Regions from separate parts of the Homo sapiens genome. Here region 2 is linked to region 1. A link is an interaction called in ENCODE POLR2A ChIA-PET data of the cell type or tissue named here. Cell type or tissue: Panc1. All regions are shown on one strand. Each heading gives the region's core, and the rest is flanking DNA. Links, peaks and the distances in the headings are about the cores only. Region 1 overlaps ROBO1 (roundabout guidance receptor 1). Region 2 overlaps ROBO1 (roundabout guidance receptor 1).

The links. Peaks named below come from ENCODE experiments on the same cell type or tissue, not always from the same donor. Only the 100,000 strongest peaks of a DNase experiment are listed, where the experiment ranks them.
Region 2: POLR2A ChIA-PET joins it to region 1 with 11 read pairs; 2 of 35 experiments call an interaction of 5 or more read pairs at or near these places.

What each region holds. Positions count from the first base shown.
Region 1 is chr3:78,762,207-78,770,558 of GRCh38, forward strand. All of the region lies in intron 4 of ROBO1 (roundabout guidance receptor 1), which reads right to left. Among named protein-coding and RNA genes, the nearest start is that of LINC02077, 720 kb to the left of the region's middle. In Panc1, for the core only: no CTCF peak of the experiment used is centred there; no DNase peak of the experiment used is centred there; H3K4me3 peaks cover 463 bases; H3K27ac peaks cover 1,253 bases.
Region 2 is chr3:78,912,466-78,920,817 of GRCh38, forward strand. All of the region lies in intron 4 of ROBO1 (roundabout guidance receptor 1), which reads right to left. Among named protein-coding and RNA genes, the nearest start is that of MIR3923, 590 kb to the right of the region's middle. In Panc1, for the core only: no CTCF peak of the experiment used is centred there; a DNase peak (open chromatin) is centred at 6,657; H3K4me3 peaks cover 1,308 bases; H3K27ac peaks cover 4,491 bases.

The DNA of each region.
Region 1 (8,352 bases), core at 338-8,337:
TTTAATTGACAATGACCTATGATTTAATAGAGATGAAGATCTGTGCTTACAGACATCATGGAGTAATCCCATGGTCTTAATGAGCAAAAAGTTGAGTCATAAAAAGGATTTTTTATTAGCTTTTAAAAATGACAAAACATAGATTTCCCCCTTGACCTAAATACTAAAAGTTAGGAAATAATAAAATTAAAAACACATTGTTGCTCCTAATTTCATTTATATTTCCAGTTGTTATTTTATCTGTTTTTTGTTTGTTTTACATTCAGTGTTACAAAAGGGAAATGTATGTGAACATATAATAACCGAGGATACATATAATTTAATATAATAATTTCACTAAACAGACGATGTAGAGGCACTTCTTAATCATGCATTTCTTAAGTTAGTTTTTTCTTTTGTTCTCCAGGTCAGAACTATAGAGAAACTTTACTTGATTCATGCATAGCAATTTCCTCTTTAACTTCCCCCAAAATAAAAGACGATGAGCAAGATATAAGGAAAAATCAGTTACATTTAATTTTTATAATTGAAATAACATATTAAGGATTACTTAATTTATTGTCTTTACTAATCAAACTATGCTGTTTAATCATTTCAATATTTAAAATGATATTATTTCTCTTTGCTTAGAAACAAAAGAAACAAAAAAAAGGCATTTCAAAACATCATGACCAGTGAACAAAAAACCACAACCACTAATTATAAAATGTTCCAGGATTGGAGGGGATCATAGACATGTTGAAAAAGGTAATTAAGTATGGAAGAAGAGGAAGATGAAATAAGCACCATACCACATGATGTGACACAAGAGACAAGCACTTATTTTATTCCTAAACTCTATAAATAATTGACAGCTCGTACAACCATAATTAATTGATCTAAGTAATGCTTGAAAGAAACACTACCACATATCTAACAGGGATAAGATACAGCTCGAAGTAAAGACCGGCAATTAAAATATCCAGCATTTTATGGTCACATAAATTAAGTGTTGGTATCAAAGCAACAATTAAGCAAAAGAGAAGACAAAAGAACAACTAAATTAATAATGCATTTCTAGTAGGTTTTTTTCTTTTTTGGTATCCTAATGGCTAGAAAATGAACTACTGAACACATTTATAGTAAGTACATATGGCCTCTGTAGTTGGAAGTTGTTTTTAATATTTTAATCCATGAATGCTGCCTCCAACTTGTTTAATGTATGTGGTACTTTATCATTTTTACCATTTAAAAATTCATACCTTAATCTTCCATATTATAATCAAATTTGAAATGTATTTTGAAGCAACTGTAACTTTTAGCTAACTACATTCACATGTGTTCATTATGAAGTTTGGTAATACATGCCTATAAGCAGACTTTACAAAAAGAAACACATGATTTTCTCTCCATTCCCAAACTCCACACCATTTAATCTCTTGCCTTTCATTTAATTTATAATTTAAGTCATTAAAAAAATTGAGTTCTTACTCTTATGTTAGTCTTTGAAAAACCAAGTGTCCATCTTTGGTTCTGCCAATCTTGAAACCACCTGTAAGCCTTTACTCCACAAGAACTCCTTGGCCAACCTTCCTCTACCCAATCCATTCCCGAGTTTTAACCGGCAAAGCGATTTGCCACCTCTTACCGTATACCTCAAAGACTGGCTGTCTGTACATACCGGAATTTAAAGCCTACATAGAAAGTGTGAACATTTTAATTGCTTAAGGTTAGTGTATGAAGTAAAAGTTTTATAGTGTGGAAGTGTAAGAGATGTGATTACGTGTCAAACGATTTTATTTTAGTTAGATGGAGGGCTGCAAATAGAAGCTGACGGGTTTGGATATGGATTTTCAGTAGATAACTCTGCTTTATCTTAAAAAGCAAACGAAAATTTTAATTAGACTTCCAGTTTCATTAAACAGAAAAAAATATTCATGTATTCTACTGTTTTGTACTGTGGAGACATGAGAGAGAGAAAAGATAAGCAACTTAGTCTATATTCTATCATCTTTTTGTTTATTATTTTGAATCATAGCATGTTTTAGTTAGAAGGAATTTAGAGATCTTTTTAGTCCAACTCTTCTTCATTGTACAGAGGGAAAAACTGAGTCCAGTTAGGTTAAATAATTGGTTTAATACTGTAATAACCCAAATAGCTTATGAAAGCCCATTTATTCCCAATTTCATGATCATTACCCACTGACTACTTGAACAGATTCCAAAGAAAACAAACAGCATTTTATTAAAACAATTAAAAAATATTTTGAGATTGAATTGAGACTATTTCTGAAGCAGTTCTAGGTAAAATATTAATGGAAAGTCTTTGGCAGCCACAAGATTTGACCAAGATGCTTCACTGTGGAGCGGCTGCTTATCTTATAGTTTTCCCATTAGACCAGCCCCAGAAACCCAACACTTAGAAGAGAACTATCTTAATATAGTAAGTAATATCCTTGTATCAAGCATTAACCACATGAGAAAATTAAGCCCATTCCTGTTACAACCATTTAAATTTGATACTATATCTGTTAGTTTACTTTCAGTTTTGAAAATTTCAAGCTCAGGAATTTTATTCTCAGGCTCATGAATTTAGGTTGAAGACAATGTCATCATAATTGCTACCTGTCACAGAGACATAAGGCCTCTACCGATAAAATAGATGGTTCATTCTGTCATCATGACAGCTTTAAAAATTGACAGCTCTCTTAAGAAGAAAATGGTACAAAAATAATATAATGGTTTGTGTGATTTTTTTAAGTAAAAGATTTCATACATGAGGAAGTTATAGTCGTGATTTTGATTCAAATCGTAGCAACTCATCAATGAATCAATACACATTTTAGACTTTTTTTTCAAATGTATATTTTAGACCTTTGGTTTTATTGTTGTTGCTGAATTTTTAAAAAGTAAGGTATTGCAAAGTTAAGAGGAGCACGTCACCATCAATTTTCATATGATAATTTTAGGCCTTCTCTCGAAGTTTCTATATGCAGATCATGACTGAATATTGTTGTTTAATCTAAGTCTTGCAGGGAAGGCAGGTGACTCTTTTATTTGGAACTGGGTCCACCCTAAAGTTTTGATTATATTTACAAGACAGAACATCCTAATCTTCAAAGATTCATTCATTTGTAAGTCAAGCTTCATAAAAGGATGAAATGATTATTTTAAATATTTTTTAAAAAAATATAGAAACATAAAATTTATTATTAAATATAAACTTGCCTTCAATAAAATATTTTAATTCAACATATATAGCAACCTCAGTTGATTAAGAAATTACATTAAAGTAAAACAATATTATCTTTAAAACTTGAAAAAAAGACACTTCATGAAGATAGTGCTTTTACTAAGCGAAAGAGTAGGAGATACACTGCCCACAAAGAGGGAAACAAAATAAAGTATATTTTTAGATTATTATGGTGAGCACTAATATCTAACAGGCTAGCATACTAATAAAGTGGTCATTCAAAATGCTGTGTACTGTAAGATAAATATATGAGCAAGGCAAAGGGATCCAGTCTCATTTTATCGTGCACTTTAATAGAGGACAAAGCTAGTTAAACAGATGGCACTCAGGATTTCTCAATGAATTCAGCATCTGTGTGTACATGTTGCATAAATGCCAATTAAAATGTGTCCGAGTAAATTTACATCCCTTGCTGATAGATAGTAAGCCAATCTTGCTGGCTCAGGATCAAGGTTAAACTTAATCATCTGCTGAACTTTCAGCAAGTTGCTCTCAAATTGTACAGAAATTCCCAGTGAAATAATAAAAACAGAACTCCTATTGATTTGTATTTATTTACATTCATAACTCATTTCTGCAGCCTTGGGCTAGAGCTCAAAGGGAAAAAAGTTACTATTTGTATGACTTGGCCAAGTATACTTTTGACCACATTTCCAACAAATACCTCTTTGATTAAAATGCCGGCCTGAATAAATTTTCCTAACCTCCTCCTTGCAACTTCCCAGTTGAAATAATTTTGTTTAAAAATGATCCTTTCAAAATGATCTTGAACAAAGGAAAAAGGCAGGTAGCAGTAGGTCTATTATTTATATAGCAGGGAACAGAGCATCTGCCTCAGATTGACAGGCAGCCATGAAATTAACAGAAGCAATTCTTCCTAGAAGAATATAAAAATGGCTTCCCCTGACATTTTAAAAATACTGCTTTGCTTTAGTACCCCAACCCCAACCCCCAGTACATTTGTACTCACATAAAGCTTGGTCGCTGTTGGTGTATAGAAGACCTACTGATTTGTGTACATTAATCTTGTATCCGGAAATTTTGCTGAATTCTTTTATCAGTTCTAGGAGCTTTCTGGAGGAGACTTTACGGTTTTTTTAGGTAAACAATCATATCCTCAGCAAACAGTGACAATTTGACTTTCTCTTTACTGATTTGGATGCCCTTTATTTCTTTCTCTTGACTGATTGCTCTGGCTAGGACTTCCAGTACTATGTTGAAGAGGAATGGTGAGAGTGGGCATCCTTGTCTTGTTCCCGTTCTCATAGCGAATACTTTCAGCTTCTCTTCATTCAGTATTATGTTGGCTGTGGGTTCGTCATAGATGGCTTTTATTACATTAAGGTATGTCCCTTGTATGCCAATCTTGCTGAGAGTTTTAATCATAAAGGAAAGCTGGATTTTGTCAGATGCTTTTTCTGCATCTATTGAGATGATCATTTGATTTTTATTGTTAATTCTGTTTATATGGTGTATCGCATTGACTGGCTTGCATATGTTAAGCCATCCCTGCTTCCCTGGTATGAAACCCACTTGATCATGGTGGATTATCTGTCGGACATGTTGTTGGATTCAGTTAGCTACAATTTTGTTAAGGATTTTAGCATCTGTGTTCATCAATGATATAGGTCTATAGTTTCCTTTTTTGGTAATATCCTTTCCTGGTTTTGGTATTAGCGTGATGCTGGCTTCATAGAATGAATTAGGGAGGGTTCCTTCTTTTTCTGTCTTGTGGAATAGTGTCAAAAGGATTGGTACCAATTCTTCTTTAAATGTCTGGTAGAATTCTGCTGTGAATCCGTCTGGTCCTGGACTTTTTTTTTTTGTCGGTAATTTATTTTATTTTATTTTTTGAGGCAGGGTCTCACCCAGGCTGGAGTGCAGTGGCATGATTTTGGCTCACTGCAACCTCCACCTCCTGGGGTCAAGCGATTCTCCTGCCTCAACCTCCTGAGTAGCTGGGATTACAGGCACTCACTACCACACCTGGATAATTTTTGTACTTTTGGTAGAGACGAGGTTTCACCATGTTGACCAGGCTGGTCTCGAACTCCTGGCCTCAAGCGACTCACCTGCTTTGGCCTCCCAAAATGCTGGGATTACAGGCATGAGCCACTGTGCCCAGCCTGTTGGTAATTTTTTAATTACCATTTCAATCTCACTCCTTGTTGTTGGTCTGTTCAGGGTATCTAATTTTTCCTGATTTAAGCTAGAAGGGTTGTATTTTCCCAAGAATTTATCCATCTCTTCTAGGTTTTCTAGTTTATGTGTGGAAAGGTGTTCATAGTAACCTCAAATGATCTTTTGTATTTCAGTGGTGTCAGTTATAGTATCTCCTGTTTTGTTTCTTAGTGAGGTTATTTGGATTTTCTTTCTTTTTTTTCTTGGTTAATATTGCTAATGGTCTATCGATTTTATTGATGTTTTAAAAGAACTAGCTTTTGGTTTCATTTATCTTTTGTATTTTTTTGTTTCAATTTTATTTAGTTCTGCTATAATCTTGGTTATTTCCTTTCTTCTGCTGGGTTTGGGTTTGGTTTGTTCTTGTTTCTCTAGTTCCTTGAGGTGTGACCTTAGATTGTGTGTTGGTGCTCTTTCAGACTTTTTGATGTAGGCATTTAGGGCTATGAACTTTCCTCTTAGCACTGCCTTTGCTGTATCCCAGAGGTTTTGATAGGTTGTATCATTATCATCATTCAGTTTGAAGAGTTTTAAAATTTCCATCTTGATTTCGTTTTTGACCAAATGCTCATTCAGGAGCAGGTTATTTAATTTCCATGCATTTGCCTGGTTGTGAATTTTTTTTGGGGGGTGGGGTGGAGTCGATTTTCAGTTTTATTCCACTGTGGTCTGAGAGACTGCTTGATATAATTTCAATTTTCTTAAATTTTTTTTTTTACTTTGAAAAATTTTAATACTTTATGTACTTACAATAAGAAAATAAAGTGAGGAATTATAAACTTTAAAAAAATATATGTTCCTGCTCATTATAGATGGGTTGTAAAATCATGAATAGTAGAGACAGAAAAAGAAAAAAAATACATTCATGACAATTTTCCCTCCTATAATATATAATCATTATTAGCATGGTTTGATGTTTTTCTATTTCTATATGTACTTGCCTGCTTGTGATTGTGTGTCTGGTATGTTAAAATCAATATACATAGACATGTACATATATATTGTTGAAGGCAATGTGGCAGTATGTTCTTTTTTTTTTTTATTATTATACTTTAAGTTTTAGGGTACATGTGCACATTGTGCAGGTTAGTTACATATGTATACATGTGCCATGCTGGTGCGCTGGTGCGCTGCACCCACTAACTCGTCATCTAGCATTAGGTATATCTCCCAATGCTATCCCTCCCCCCTCCCCCCACCCCACCACAGTCCCCAGAGTGTGATATTCCCCTTCCTGTGTCCATGTGATCTCATTGTTCAATTCCCACCTATGAGTGAGAATATGCGGTGTTTGGTTTTTTGTTCTTGCGATAGTTTACTGAGAATGATGATTTCCAATTTATTGAGGCTCGTTTTATAGCCTATCATATGGTCTGTCTTGGAGAATGTTCCATGGGCTGTTGAATGCGTATTCTGCAGTTGTTGGATGAGATGTTCTGTACATATCTGTCAAGTACATTTGTTCCAGGGTATAGTTTACATCCATTGTTTCTTTGTTGACTTTCTGTCTTGATAGCCTGTCTAGTGCTGTCAGTGGAGTATTGAAGTCCACCACTATTATTGTGTTGCTCTCCATCTCATTTCTTAGGTCTATTAGTAATTGTTTTATAAATTTGGGAGCTCCAGTGTTAGGTGCATACATGTTTAGGATTGTGATATTTTCCTGTTGGACAAGGCCTTTTACCATTATATAATGTCCCTCTTTGTCTCTTTTAACCACTGTTGCTTTAAAGTTTGTTTTGTCTGATATAAGAATAGCTACTCCTGCTCGCTTTTGGTGTCCATTTGCATGAAATGCCTTTTTCCACCCTTTAAGTTTGTGTGAGTCCTTTTGTGTTAGGTGAGTCTCCTGAAGGCAGTAGATGGTTGGTGAGTTCTTATCCATTCTGTGGGTCTGTATCTTTTAAGTGGAACATTTAGGCCATTTACATTCAATGTTAGTATTGAGATGTGAGGTGCCATTGCTTTCATTGTGCTTTTTGTTGCCAGTGTACTTTGGTTTTTTTTTTTTTTTTTTTTGCTTTTTAAATTGTATTTTTGTTCTATAGTTCCTGTGTGATTTATGCTTTAAAGAGGTTCTGTTTTTATGTGTTTCCAGGATTTGTTTCAAGATTTAGAGCTCCTTTAAGCAGTTTTCATAGTGGTGGTTTGGTAATGGCGAATTCTCTCAGCCTTTGTTTGTCTGAAAATAACTGTATCTTTCCTTCATACATGATGCTTGGTTTCGCTGGATACAAAATTCTTGGCTAATAATTGTTTTGTTTGAGGAGGCTGAAAATAGGTCCCCAATCCCTCCTAGCTTGTAGGGCTTCTCCTGAGAAATCTGCTATTAATCTGATAGGTTTTCCTTTATAGTTTTCCTGGTGCTTCTGTCTCACAGCTCTTGAGATTCTTTCCTTCATCTTAACTTTGGATAACCTGATGACAGTGTGCCTAGGTGAAGATCATTTTGTGATTAATTTCCCAGGTGTTCTTCTTGCTTCTTGAATTTGGATGTTTAGCTCTTTTGCAGGGCCAGGCAAGTTTTCCTCGATTATTCCCCCAAATATGTTTTCCAGGCTTTTAGATTTCTCTTCTTCCTCAGGTACACCAATTATTCTTAGGTTTGGTCATTTAACCTAATCCCAGACTTCTAGTATTTCCTATTCTCTGCAATCTCACCAGCATCTATTGTTTTTGACTTTTTGATAACAGCCATTCAGAATGGTGTGAGATGGTATCTCATTGTGGTTTTGATTGGTGTTTCTCTGAGGATTAATGATGTGGAGCATTTTTCATATGTTTGTTGGCTGCTTATATGTTTTCTCTTGAGCAGCATCTGTTCATGTCCTTTGCCCATTTTGTAATAAGACTATTTGCTTTTTGCTTGTTCACTTGGTTAAGCTCCTTATAGATTCTGAATACAAGACTCTTGTCAGATACACAAATTGCAAATATAT
Region 2 (8,352 bases), core at 56-8,055, 150 kb after region 1:
TGTACCCATATGTCCTTTAATTCTGGTCTGCATGCTGCCTACCATTAAATATTCGTAATGGATTATTGTAAACAGGAGATTAGCATGGGAGACAGGGTGTTAAAGCTGAGTCTCAGCCTCTGTTTTATTAAACTTCCTTCCTTGTTCTTGAAACCTTGCACAAGCTATAGTATTTGTGATAATATCATCAATTTTAGCTAAATAGTGAAGCATCCATGTGCAAATAGAAAACTGTGAGTTTATTTTCAAAGCCGTAGAAAGTTCAGGCTGTATGTCACAATAAATTAAAACCTAGGTTACCCTTTTTAAAAAACATTAATTTTCAAATGATCACATACATAATCTGTGAGTAAACATCAGATGTTTAACAAAAAGAATGTTATCTTTAGTTTGAAGAATAAAAATGTAGAATTGTGTATGAGTCACAAGAAGTGTTTCTGCTGGTTACTGCCCTCTTGAACGTCCAATTTTCTCCTCCTCACTTAAACAAAACAATTATATTGTTGAATGCACTCAACAGAAATAGTATATGTAAAGAAGCACAGATTTTTTGATATGATTTTTTGTTACGACAGCTGAAAAATGTTACCTTTATTTGAAAAATAAAATGTATATTTACCATTATATCAGTTCTTTGACTAACTTTCCAGCCAACAAATGGAGATGGTTAAATAAATGTGCATTTCTACGATGGAATAAATGGAGTAGAAATGTGCATCATATTCAAATGAATTTATATACTTGGCCAGCCTAATATGTCACCAATAGTATGTAGAATATGGATGATGAGATAGTGAATTCTGTTTTGGTGACAGTAGGGCTAACCCAGCTAAATAGAAATCAAACCCAAAATTGTGGCCCTTTTATATTTACATTATGTATCGCAGTCAACTGAGCAAGGGACGTAACAAGAGATTTACCAGTGCCTCTTTTGCTTAGTTTTCAATTTTTAAAATGTCAAGCCAATATAAATTAATCCAAAAGATTAATAATCTAGAGCAATGAGAAATCATTTATTTAAAAAAGAGTAAAAAAAATATTTAAAATTCCATTGATTCATTTTGGATTAACTAGAAAGAGAAAAATAATTTCAAATATAATCTCTCCTTTGTAAATAGTAATAAATTCCAGTCCTCACAAAGGAAAATAATAGACTGATGTTTGCAGATGTATTAATATATTGTCTTACGGTGTTACGTGTATTACTGAAACATTTTATTTTTTTTCAACTTGTGAAATGTTAGAGTTTCTGATTAAACTTTGAAATAAAAAGAATAAAGAGAAGCAAGTAGAGATTAAAGAAACACATTACAAAAGCTTTCTTGATTTACAAAACTTTTCTTAAAGGAAAGCAGAAAGCTATTATAATGGTTAAAGACAGAGCCCTTTTATGTGTGCACATGGGAAGTACTTCTAGAGAGGGTCGTATTTCCCTAGGCTAGAGACCAAGAAAACTTCACGGCCCCAGGCCTTGAGTTTTGTAGTGAGAACAATTCATTCATTGAGCACTAAGATTCAGTAATCAAAGTATGAGGACAAGGGTGTGATTTTCATCTTATCTGAGGGCAAGGGAAAACCAATTCAAAAGAAACAAATGGCAGTAAGAAAATGGAATCTCCCATATGGCTAAAACATTTTAATGTATGGGCCGTTATTTCTTCACTTTTAAGTTTCATTTTGTATAAATCACTGACTATATAATATGCCAGAGACATATGTTGTGCTTCACAATTTGCAACAATAATTTCATATTACATTATTCAAATCTCTTCAAAAATCATAAAGGCTATATAAACCATATTGCATCAAAAATGGAAAGAAATAGACAGTATACGAGTTTACCAAATATTTGATATCAACAAACCATAATAAAGAGAAACATACGCAAATTCAAAGGTTAACAATTACATTATTTTTCAAACCCTAGTTTATTCAGTGGACATAAGGAATTTTGTTGAAAAGGTTTAAGGTTATAATGCCCCTAAGAACTAGATGAAAAATCTGTGTATATTTAGTATACATGCCCAATGTCCAATCAACATCCTATTTGGGCTCCAATGGCTCCAAGTATTTCCCTGACACTACTCCAAATTTCAATGAATGGCCACAAGAAACAAAAATATAAATCAATGTTTTTATTACACGTAACTTGCTTAGTTTCTGAACAAGAGCTTTGAAAATAGTTGCTTTTAATTTTATATAAAATTTATATATTTTATTTATAATTTATATTTATAGGTATATATTTTATTTATAATTTTATATATTATACCATGTATACATTTTATAAATTATATATATATATTTATATAAATATGCTTTTAATTTTACCCATTTAAACTTAACTAAAACCTTAGGTAAAAATGAAAATAAATGCATACATGAAGAAAATACATTCTTAAGGTAAGATAATAAATGCCATATCAATTATCTATTATATAATATATGAATGTACTTTCTCAAGGATCAGCATAGAAAACTTGGAAATGTGCCTGCTCCCTTTTTGCATTATTAGGTGTTTGATTAAAATTAAGATACAAATTAAAAAACAAAAACAGTGGCAAACTGAGAAGACAGAAACGATATAGAAAATACAGGTCCTACCAGGGCACTCTTATTCCGCATGTGGCATGATAAAGTAATGAAACACTATCATCTATTATGACAAAGTCAAATTTAGCCTTTGTACTCTGGGATCCTGGAAACACAATGCTCAAATATATGAAACTGACAGTGGTTTAGATTCAGACTTACCTAAGATTATGAAGGCACCTAATAGTAAGAAACATCAAGAATGTTCAAAAAGAGTTTCCTAATTCTGAAAATATTTCAAAATTTGAAGAGATAAAAAGAAAAATTACCACCAGGTGTTTCCGATTTAATTTTAACCGCTTCTGACAAAAGTTTAAAGATATTTATATTCAATTTCTACTTTCAAATTAACTTCATAATCCTCCATTTTTACTTCCAAATGAAATCATAATAAATAGAGCAGATTAACATAGATTTTTATCTGATATAACATATTTCCAGCATTTCCACACATTTTAAGAATGATTAGCTTTTCCTCTTACCACTTTATGTATATTATTTATACCAATTTTTATAAATATCTTGTATAATACTTACTGAGACATAAAGTTTAATTATTAACATAAAATTTAGTAAAATTTACTGAAGATATGCATTTAAAATTCCTTCCTTCCTTCATTTCTTTCTGTTTTTTTTGAGGCAGGGTTTTGCTCTGTCACCCAGGCTGGACTGCAGTGGGATGATCACAGCTCCCTGCAGCTTAAATCTTCCCACGTCAGCCACCCGAGTAGCTAGGACTAGGTGTGCGTCATCATGCCTGGCTAATTTTTAAAAAATGTTTATAGAGATGAGGTCTCACTATGCTGCCCAGGTTAGTCTGGAACTCCTGAGTTCAAGTCATCCTCCTGCCTTGGCCTCCCAAAGTGCAAGTGCGAGAGCCGCTGTGCCCAGCCTAAAAAATTCTTTATTCTGGGCCAGTCGCGGTGGCTCACGCCTGTAATCCCAGCACTTTGGGAGGCCGAGGTGGGCGGATCACGAGGTCAGGAAATCGAGACCATCCTGGCTAACACAGTGAAACCCCGTCTCTACTAAAAATACAAAAAATTAGCCGGGTGTGGTGGCGGCGCCTGTAGTCGCAGCCACTCGGGAGGCTGAGGCAGGAGAATGGCGTGAACCCGGGAGGCGGAGCTTGCAGTGAGCCGAGATCGCGCCACTGCACTCCAGCCTGGGCGACAGCGAGACTCCGTCAAAAAAAAAAAAAAAAACAACTTTATTCTTTTTCTAAAGTGTCACGCCTGTAATCCCAGCACTTTGGGAAGCCGAGGTGGGCGAACCACCTGAGGTCAAAACTCGAGACCAGCCTGGCCAACGTGGTGAAACCCCATCTCTACTAAAAATACAAGAATTAGCCAGGTGTGGGGGCGGGTGCCTGTACTCCCAGCTATTCAGGAGGCTGAGACAGGAGAATTGCTTGAACCTGGGAGGCGGAGGTTGCAGTGAGCCAAGATCATACCACTGCACTCCAGCCTGGACAACAGAGCAAGTATCTGTCTCAAAAAGAAAAAAAAAAAAAAAAGAAAAAAATGGAATTAGTAAGCAATACTGTTTTTTTATTTATGTAATCTTTTATCAATATTTCTTACCTTATATCTAATCAAAACTGGAAGCTTTCTGCAAAATTATAGTTGTGATTTTGACTTTAAGTATGGTATTATAATCATTCGATTTACATTCTTTAGTCTGGTTAAATAATGTAGTTTCTGGAAATTACTATCTAGCTTAGTTCACGTGGGTAAGGGTCTGGATAGACATTACTGTGTGAATTCAGGTATTCTATTTTTGAAGAAAACAAAAGAAGCCCATATGGTGGCTAAAAACTGTCATAACCATCTTCTTTGAACGAGTGAGACCAGGAAAACTTTCACCCACAACTTTACTATGTAAGTGTAGGTTGAGTAAAGAAATGACTTAAGCATTAGCAAATCAGATAAGTCTGAAATTAAAATATTTCATTATGAGCTCTCAAGCTAAATTATTAAATTCTTATTCCCACTTAATAATGGTTAATGTCAGTATAGTCAGAGTTGTTTTTTTGTTTTTCGTTTTTTTTTTTTTTTTGAGATGGAGTCTTGTTCTGTCACCAGGCTGGAGTGCAGAGGCACAATCTCGGCTCATTGCAACCTCTGCCTCCCGGGTTCAAGCGATTCTCCTGCCTCAGCCTCCTAAGTAGCCAAGATTATAGGTGCCCGCCACCACACCCAGTTAATTTTGGCACTTGTAGTAGAGATGGGGTTTCACCATGTTGTCCAGGATGGTCTCGACCTCCTGACCTTGTGATCCACTAGTCAGAGTTTGTTTTTAAATGACTATTTACTTATTTTAAAAATATAAAGTATTTTATTAACAGGGACATCATCTTTTAGAAAAATAACAAACGTTTTTGAAATAATTATGAAAAATTAAGCTAAATTATACAAATTTAGGCTATTTTGACTGTGAGGCCATCTTAAATATAAATGTAATTTGTTGAACATGGTAAACTCACTAGTTTTGCATCTAGAAATAATTAATTTTGTAAAATCTGAAATTCCATCATGAATAATCAGCTATAATAAAGAAAAAGAAGGCATACTTAAGAAAGAACTAAAACTGCAGTGTCAAGAAGTCCTTAAACATCCGGAACCTTTAAGCGGAACTTGGCATAAACTCAGATCATGTCCCAGTAAGATAATTTCTCTGGGGACATATTGCTCACTCAGCTTTGAAGGATTTATTTTAGACAGATTTGTCTGGCCTATTAACAATTCTAATCCAAAGAACCTGAAAAAGAAAGCAAGGAAGAAGGAAATGAGTGGTTTTTTTTCCAACCACAACTCTCAGCTTCCATTCAGAAAATATCTTCCTTCATTTTACACTTTCCTATGTGAATTCATATTAATATTTAAGGACAGAAGCTACTACGACACAGAACCTACATTGTTTGTGATTGTTGTATTTCTTTAAGTATGTAGCCCAGAAATGCACATGGAAATGCCATGCAAAGGCTTTCAGTACATATTAACTGACGCTGAATAACAATTGACAATAAGTTAAACATGAAAACATTAGATTGTGAGCATTCAAGTCTGTGAATAGTAGATTTTTAATCAACTATTTAAAGAACACATATATATGGTAAACCATTTATGGAAAATTGTAAAATAATTCTAATTTATTCCTTCTCCCATGAAATAGGTTAAATTGTGTTGATGACATTTACATCTATAGATGTAAAAGAAATCAGAGTGAAAAGCCCATTTTGCAAAGAGAAATATATAAAAATTTGGAATGTCTATGGTCTATAAAACACCCAGAGTGCTCACAGGATGAAAAAAATGTATGAAAACCAACCATGACAGAGAGCGGCTTGGAAAAGTTATTAACCCAGGAAAGATTCTAACATGGTATGGTAACTTTTGTTCAATTCAGAGAACTAAAATTAGTTATATGAATCATTATCCCTTATTTGGCAATTTGGGGATTTTGTTTCAGTTAGTTTACAGCAATCTTTCCTAACTTAGTGTTTGCTCTGTGTTTTATACTCTTTAGGGTATAAAACAATCTCTAGGTAGTCTGTTAGAGGACAGCCAAAAATAATAAAAGACTGGCTCAATTAGATTCTGGCTTTCTTTCTTAAAATTTCCAAGTTTAGACTGTCAACTTCAGCTTTTCTTTGGTCTTCTCAGCTGCCTTCTAAGGTACCCAGGAAGTTAAGTACAAATATCCATATGTCCCACATACTTCTAGGAAACCTCATGTAGAACACAATACTCACAGATACTCATAGCCCACAACCATAAAGTGAGTACTTTATGAAAAAAGGATATGAAAAAGGAAGCATTCTGGCAATTGTCCTAATCTAGGTAACCTAATTCTTCAACACATGTTTCTGCAACCAAGTTAGTGATTCTTTCTTGTGGTTCTGGAGCAAAGGAAAGTACCACACTGTCATAATTTTATCTACACTTACAAATATTTTACCCATTTTGGAAAAAAGGTCAATGACATATCGACAATATGTTATTTCTAAAGTGTCATATTAAGATAATTATGCCTACAACCCTCAGACATATATCAATTTGTGCTTGACTTTCTTACCGGTTATTACATCAGACCATAGGGAGATTATGGTTACGTGAGCTTCAAACAGGCTCAAGTGTATCCTCACAAAGTGACTCACTGGATCCTCTGAACAGGGGAATTCACACACAGACTAGCTTAGACAGTGCAAGGCCAGACTGAAATACTAGTACTTTCACATCACTGAAAGTTACTGGCCAGAGATGAGTAACTTCTTGTCTTTTTTTAACACTGAAAAATAAAAGGTGATTCTGACAATATAAAACAAGCAAGGTTGAGAATCAATTAAGTAGAATCAAAGTAGATGGGCCTAAAAGAAAGCTGAACATGGCCCAAGAACAGCCTTGTCACTGCAAGAAAATGGAAATAGTATGTGCTAACACGGTAAGCCAATTGAAGCTTTACTGCTTCCCAGCTATTTACTTAGTGGATTGTCCTGTCAATATCTAGGCTTTAAAAGATTACCTATTCCATGTCAGAAGATCTCAGTATTGATCCTGCCTGGACATGATCTCCCTGGTCATGTTATTTTACAGGGCCAGATTAAATAATGGTTTCTTTACCCAAAGCTACTTTGTCTTTACATCACAGAAAAAGTTGAGGAAGGTAAATCGATGGAGGTTAAAATTATAGGCCTTAATAAAGGACAATAAAGGCAAAAAGAAGAAACAACCAACTAGCAGTTTACCTCCTTTTAGCCCATCTCAAATTTTATTGGAGGAATCCATTTTTTAGTATACTAATCTTGTGATAACTTGATTTGCTAATAATGCATAGATATCAAAGCCACAGCTTAATCCTAAATGCAAAACATAAAGGTCTGGAACCAATTACCTGTGGCAGGGTGAAAATGTAATAGTTTCATGTGTAAGAAGGAATTAAATGTAAAACAATCCTAACATTGTACTGATTGTTATCTATGATTCAGTGTGAATTCGGAAAACAAATAGGAAAATGTAAATTAAAAACTGCGTATTTTGCAACATACTGACTACTATAGTAACAATTATATTCCCAAAGGAAATAAAATATATCATGCCTTAGCATTATTTAGTGAGAAGGTAATTGTCTTACATACAAGATGAATTTGTCCTACATTTCACTTTCATGATTAAGAATCCTTCATGATTAATGAAAGGCTTTAACTGTTAGAGACAAAATAACATAAGGATTATAGGCATGGACAATTTTTTTTTTCTTTTTTTTGAGATGGAGTCTTGCTCTGTTGCCCAGGCTGGAGTACAGTGGCACAATCTCAGCTCACTGCAACCTCTGCCTCCCAGGTTCAAGCAATTCTCCTGCCTCAGCCTCCTGAGTAGCTAGGATTACAGGCAGGTGCCACCACGCACGGCTAACTTTTTTTTATTTTTAGTAGAGACGGGATTTCACAATGTTGGTCAGGCTGGTCTCAAACTCCTGATCTGATGATCCGCCCACCTCGGCCTCCCAAAGTGCTGGGATTACAGGCATGAGCCACCGTACCCAGCCTTTCTTTTTCTTTCTTTCAGTTTTTTTTTTTTTTTTTTTTTTTTTTTTGACAGAAGGTTTTACTCTGTTACCCAGGCTGGAGTGCAATGACACAAACACAGCTCACTGCAGCCTCAACCTCTGGGCCGTCAAATGATCCTCCCATCACTGCCTCTCAACTTAGCCTCCAAAGTAGCTGGTACCACAGGTGCATGTCACCATGCTCAGCTGATT